Regions from separate parts of the Homo sapiens genome. Here region 2 is linked to region 1. Evidence: chromatin contacts called from ENCODE Hi-C or POLR2A ChIA-PET data. All regions are on one chromosome and are shown on one strand. The core of a region is the stretch at or near the end of the contact, and the rest is flanking DNA. Distances in the headings are between cores, read along the strand shown. Region 1 has its middle 23 kb from the start of LINC01063. Region 2 holds the start of MELTF-AS1 (MELTF antisense RNA 1).

Region 1 (3,221 bases), core at 458-2,957:
TCATTCAGACCTAGGATTCTAGAGATACATCTCCCTATTAGTCTCTCTTGGCCCCAGGGAAAGAAAGAAGCCACCTTCCCTGACAAGGGGCTAGGAGCCAAATCCCTAGAAATAAATCCACCTGGTTCTGTGCTGTCTTTCCTCTCAATGGCCCTGGACCCCTCAAGAGTTCAATTTGAAAGACGTACAACTATTATGTATCCGTAATAATTAAAGATAAGAAATTTTTGGCCTGGCCTGGTGGCTCATGCCTGTAATCCCAGCACTTTGGGAGGCTGAGGCAAGGAGGATGGCTTGAGGCCAGGAATTCAAGACCAGCCTGGGCAACATAGAGAGACCATATCTCTAAAAATAAATTAAAATAAATTTTAAAAGATGTTTTTAAGCCAACTTGTCCCAACACCTAATCCTTTGGCTGAAATTCAAGCAACATGCCCATGAGACAAGGGCCAAAGTGCTCTTGAAAAAGAGCTAGTAATGATAAATAATGTTTTAAAAACACTCCACCATAAATGCAAACTTTTCACATTATTATCTTACTTGAGTATCTCACGTCTGTGAGGTATTTATTTTTATTATATTTTAGAGACAAGGCGCCACTCTGTCACCATACTAGAGTCTAGTGGCACGATCACAGCTCACTGCAGCCTCCACCTTCTGGGCTCAAGGGATCCTCCTGCCTCAGCCTCCCAAGTAGCTAGGATTACAGGCATGCACCACTATGCCCAGCTAATTCTTATTTTTTGTGGAGATGGGGTCTTACTTTGTTGCCCAGGCTGGTCTCAAACTCCTGGCCTCAAGCAATCCTCCAGCCTTGGCCTCCCAAAGTGTTGAGATTACAGGCATGAGCCACTGCGCCCGTCCTCTGTGAGATATTTATGAAAGGCATTATTAATACCCATTTATAGATAACAAAACTGAGGGCCGGGCGTGGTGGCTCACGCCTGTAATCCCAGCACTTTGGGAGGCCGAGGCGGGCAGATCACGAGGTCAGGAGATCGAGACCATCCTGGCTAACACGGTGAAACCCCGTCTCTACTAGAAATACAAAAAAATTAGCCGGGCATGGTGGTGGGCACCTGTAGTCCCAGCTACTCGGGAGGCTGAGGCAGGAGAATGGCATGAACCCGGGAGGTGGAGCTTGCAGTAAGCTGAGATCACGCCACTGCACTCCAGCCTGGGCAACAGAGTGAGACTCTGTCTCAGAAAAAAAAAAGAAAAGAAAACTGAGGCCCAGAGAAGGCAAGTGACTTGCCCAAAATTAACTATGTGACCTCTAACCTAGTTCAACCACGCCCAAGATGATAAACTCCCATGTACATGTTTGTCACCTTGGCCATGGTGGGACTAGGTTAGAGGTCACACAGTTACCACGCTGCCTCTACTGTGGTACACCTAGATACCGAGATAGTATAAGGGCATTGTAACAGTGGATTTCAGGGAGAAGCAGTGAGAAGGTCCTAGGATCACATTTTTGGGGATTTCTGCAAAACTACCCCTCATTACAGTGTTTTGATCCCCAGCCCCCCAGGTCCTACCCCCAGGCATTCCTTCTCCACATGCCATGCGGGTGTGGACAAAGCTATAGACCAGATTGCAGGTGGGTGTCTATGTTCTCATCCAGTCTAGCAAGTGAGTGGGGAACATAGAGATGTGTAAGAAATTGTGAGAGGCCTTTGCCTTCCGGGTGATGATAGTCTTGGAGATCAGTGTGATGCCTCTGGGGTAGGTGAGGAACTGGGGGAGCCAACCAGCTTTTCCCTTCCCTTATGCTGTGTTTCTTATTTCCAGAAATATTCTTATTACTAGAAGGTGATTATTTGGCCAGACCTATACTCCTGACCATTGGGAAAAAAATGGGAAAATGTTGGACATGAAGGAAGGGAAAGAGAAGAGTGAGAGAAACTAGAACATTTATGGCCGAAGCAGAGGATAAGAAATTAGGAAAAAGCAAAGAAAAAAAAGCCAGGTCCTCAATAGTATTGAGTGCATCTTCCTCCTTCCAAAATAAACGGCTGCCAGCTTTAGAGAAAACATATTTGTGGCTCAACTCACCACAGGTGCGGGTTTGACTCTGAAGTGGGACTGAGGAACTAGTTTACTTTTTCCATTCCATGTGTTTCCTCATGCAAGCTCCTCCCCACAGGGCACCCCTTGGCACCCCACCCTCCCCTGGGCACCTGACATGTGCCGCTGCTGCCCCCTGCTGGGAGAACACTGTTGGATCCCGGGGAGAGGGACTCCTTTCAGAGTGGCCACATCAGGGGCAGGAGAGGAGGGGACTTTGAAGGGTAAGTGATAAAACAGAGCATTTAAATATAGCCAGACACTAAAATCTTTTCACAAAATGTCTGAAACGTCTGGCTTATAATCAGCATACAGGCCTGTGAAAAGGGGTCAAGGAAGTATAAGGTGGTTGGGTACCCACCTGAGATGGAAGCCTTTTAATGAGGCCTAGACTACCCATCTCCTCCCTTTGGTATATCTGAAGCATTTTAGCCTTCTTAAAGCACAATGTTTATTAAGTGGTAAAAAAATTATTCAAAGACTACATGGCTAAGATAATAAGCTTCATACTCTTCGACAACTGTTTTCTTCCCTTTTATTCCAAAGTCCACAAACTGACCCCAACTTACCTCTTTATTTCTGTCTCCCACTATTCTTCCTTGCACAGGCTGTGACCTATGTTGTCTTCTACCAACTCCCCCTGCACACACACTTATAGCTCTATAAATAACACACATTATAACAAAGTTATGAAACAAGAACTAACAAAAATGAAACAAGAACAGGTAAATATTTTTAAAGCCAATAACCTCATCATTGTATTTTTTATTCTTTGAATTCTGTGCTGTGTGCCTATGTTTCATATTCAAAAATAGTAAATTCATTAGTTTATTTTTAAATGAGAAAAAAATGGGTTAGAAATCTTACGAACATGACATATGTTTAATGACTTTTAAAATCTAATAGAATAAACTCCATACTGAGCACAAAGAGAAAATTTGTGAATTAACACAAGACAGAGCAGTAAACACGATAAAGACATTTTTTCAAGTAAAAAATATGTGACATCAGCTAGGCAATCGAGACAATACATTGGGTCTCTAATATATCCCCTTTTAAAAGCCTCAGAAGAAAATAACAGTAAAGGAGAAATGATTGAACAGATTATAGTTCATGTGAATATCCACATGTAAGAGAATGAAGTTGAATTCCTA
Region 2 (3,221 bases), core at 437-2,936, 390 kb before region 1:
GGTGGGTCAGTGAAGACACGCCCAGCTCACCTGATATTCTGTGACTGGTTGCAGAACACAAGTCCCTCTCGAAATTGTTTAGGTTTGTGGGGAGATATCTGTAAGACAGAGTGAGAAAGCCTTATGGAAAAGGCCAAGAAGTGCTCAGCAGGCCTAGCAGAACGCTCAGGAATCCCACCCACACCATCCCTCATTTCTGGGTCTTTCTTCCTGGACATCTCAGGCCTCAGACCTGCATCCAGGAGCTGGAGCACCGCAGTGCTTCTGAACGCCTCTTCCAGTGGCACCTGCGGGCCTAGTGTCCCCACACCCGCTTGGGTGACAGAGGCCAATCAGTTGTCAAGCTTATGACTTCCAATCAGAGTGGTGGGGCCCTGAAATGACTTGCTCTTTGGGTCACTGTATGTAAAGCAATTTGCAGCTAGCGGCACTGGGCGGGTGACCCTGCCTGAGCCCAGTGAGGAGCAGGTCGTCTGCCTGCGGTGCTTCCAGGACCTGTTTGGAGACGACCACAATAAGAACGGGTTCAAAATGTTCGACTCCTCCAACTATCATGGCCAAGACCTGCTTTTCAAGGATGCCACCGTCCGGGCGGTGCCTGTCGGAGAGAAAACCACCTACCGCGGCTGGCTGGGGCTGGACTACGTGGCGGCGCTGGAAGGGATGTCGTCTCAGCAGTGCTCGGGCGCAGGTAGGACAGGCCCGCCCTGCCGCCTCCCCTGGTGCTATTCAGACCCCTTCACCCCAGAACCCTGAGGGAGCGGGGGGCGCTGCGGGTCCGGGGAGGCGGGTGGAGGCCCGTTCGCAGCAGTCCAGGTGGGGTGTCCCGGGAGGATTTTGGCCAGGAGGCTGCGGGCCGGGAGGGCGGGAGCCCGGCGGGTCTCCCAGACGGACCTGGGTAATGAGTGTGAACGCTCAAAACGGCGGCGCGGGGAGGATCTGGGGCCACGGCAGAGACATGCGTGTGCTGCCTTTCTGGAAAGAGCGCATCTGGAAGGGCAGCAGGGGAAAGGAGCACAAAGAGGGAGGCTGCGGCGAGTTCGGTCCCGAAAGATGCCCCCACCCCCACCCCAGAGCGGGCGCCTGAGGCGGCCACCGCGGCCCGGGCTTCGGGGCCTGACCCGCCGCGTTCGTCCCCAGCGGCCCCGGCGCCCGGGGCGCCCCTGCTCCCGCTGCTGCTGCCCGCCCTCGCCGCCCGCCTGCTCCCGCCCGCCCTCTGAGCCCGGCCGCCCCGCCCCAGAGCTCCGATGCCCGCCCGGGGAGTTTCCGCGGCGGCTTCGCGCTGGAATCCAGAAGGAAGCTCGCGAAGGCCGGGCCCGGCGTGGGCGGGAGCAGGCGCCTCCCCGGGAGCCCCGCCGCCCACGGGCGCCACCTGGCGCTGCTACCTGAGGCGCCGCCCCCGGGCCCGCGCGGCCCTTCCCGCCAACCGCCGCCTCCCGCCACCTGGAGCCGCGCGGGCCGCGCCGGAGGAGGCCGGTTGCCCAGGAAACCGCTGAGTCCGGGCTTCCCGCCGCCCGCCCCGCGGTGTCGCCCGAGGGGCCCGCCCGCCTCCTCCCCGCAGCCCCGCGCCCCCGTCCGCGAGGCCCCCTGGGGACGCGGTGGCCGCCGAGGCGCCTACACCCGCAGGCCGCGGCCAGGCCGTCCCAGGAGGCCCCGGCGCCAACGGGACCCGGCGCGTGGGACAGCGGCCTCTGCTGGCGGCGGCGGGAGGGAGGCCGGACCGGGGCGACGGGGAGAAGCCTTCGCCCGCGGGACCGTGTCCGGGGTGGGGGCTCCAGTTCCTCCGACCGCCCGTGCGCTGGGAGGGAGGCCGAGCCCGGGGAACGCCGCGTGCCCTGCCTCGTCCCCCACTGTGGCCGCGCCAGCTCCATCCCGGGCCAGCCGCGTCCACGGGCCCCCTCCCGAGTCTCCTCAGGCTCTCGCCTCCCCTACCCCCGTGGGATGCCCACCGCCCGCACCCACGCCCGAGCCTGGCGGCAGCAGCCGCCCCCCGCCTGAAGGGAGCCGGAGGTGACCCAGGCCGCGGGCTCCCGAGGCCCCTGAAGGGCTGCGCGTGGGGACCCGCCATGCTTCTGGGTTCCGAACGGGGGTGAGCTCCGTCTCCTCACCCGGCCCCGCACCCGCTGGGCCTGGGGACCCCTCACTCCCCGTGCCCGCCCCTCCGCGAGGCAGCAGAAAGCGCCCGGCCGGGGCCTCTCTCTACTCCATCTTGCCACAGTTGTCTGAGAAGCCAGAAAAAGTTTCCAGAACTGGCAGCCCTTAAAAAAAATGAAGAGGAAGAGAAGAAATGGGAGCAGGCAGCCCTCGTCAGCAGACCGGGAGCCGCGTGGGCGCGGAGCCATTTGCATTCCGGTCTGCGGGGGCTCGGGGATGCTGGTGACAGGCCCGGTTCCCGGTGGCTCGCCCCCACCTGCGGGCGTCGGGAAGGATCCCTTCCATCTCTCAGCCGCAGAGGAGGCCCTGGCAGCGCCCCGGCTGTAGCCATGCAACCCCGAGGAGTCCCGGGCACCTTCACCCCACCGGGAGGGGCCACAAGGACCTGGGCCTCGGCCACCAAGCTTTGTCCCCTCTCGCTGTGGGGGGCTAGTGATTCTCCTCCGACCTGACGATTGCTTGGTTTTTTCAAAAGGGAGTTTTGTGCGGTGAGAAGTGTGTTTCTGTGTGGCTAACTCTGGGCTAGCGTGCCGTGGCCATTGAAGGTGTGGCCTGCGTGGGTGCAGTGTAAGTGACGCTGGATTGTCAGGTGGCAGCAGGGGACCCCTGCTGTGTCAGTGCTAATGAAACATGTTGGTTGGTTTCTAAAATAAAGCCAAACAAGCCAGCACATGCAGAGGCTTGGACCCTGATAGAAACTTCTGCTGCCGATTTCTTTCGTTTTGTTAGGCACTCAAAGGCCTACCTGCTCCACCGAGAAGGGCAGATTCCATTCTCCAAGAGCCAGTCAGGGACCACTCTCATCCTCTAGTCAGTGAGGCCCCCCGCGCCCTTCTTCGACCTGGACTGGTTCTCTGGCTCTTGCAGGGCCTCCGCTGCCCTGGCACATTCCAGCTGCCTCCACCCCATCAGGCTCTGGGGTGTCTGCCCTTCTGTGGATGGGTGCAGAGAAGGGTGCAAACTTCTCTGCTGCCCCCTGCCCCACACCTCCAAAATAAGCGGCCCACATCTTTTCTCTGGCAAGCTCGCTGCTAACTCACTGGAGGGGGGCGTGGGGAGCGGATCTC

Evidence for each region. A loop is a pair of places that touch in the nucleus more often than their neighbours do. ChIA-PET counts read pairs that join two places held with the same protein, here RNA polymerase II (POLR2A). Pooled maps may share reads with other maps.
Region 2: a pooled map shows a loop between it and region 1 (5-fold over the local background). The contact joins the promoter of MELTF-AS1 here to the enhancer-like site in region 1. A Hi-C loop is called at or near these places in 6 of 50 pooled maps. POLR2A ChIA-PET finds 5 or more read pairs at or near these places in 2 of 52 experiments (activated naive CD4-positive, alpha-beta T cell and activated naive CD8-positive, alpha-beta T cell).

What each region holds. Positions count from the first base shown.
Region 1 is chr3:196,608,442-196,611,662 of GRCh38, reverse strand. No RefSeq gene overlaps it. Among named protein-coding and RNA genes, the nearest start is that of LINC01063, 23 kb to the left of the region's middle. Within about 2 kb of position 1,707, at least 7 of the 41 ENCODE cell types and tissues checked have a DNase peak (open chromatin) inside an H3K27ac peak, as active enhancers do.
Region 2 is chr3:197,001,371-197,004,591 of GRCh38, reverse strand. MELTF-AS1 (MELTF antisense RNA 1) reads right to left here and starts at 1,686. Exons shown (of 4, transcript NR_038285.1): 1 at 1,619-1,686; 2 at 622-990; 3 at 233-495; 4 at 1-98. MELTF (melanotransferrin) reads left to right here. Exons shown (of 16, transcript NM_005929.6): 15 at 493-691; 16 at 1,141-2,852. The coding sequence ends at 1,220. RefSeq lists silencers at 728-1,127, 1,168-1,957, 2,108-2,187.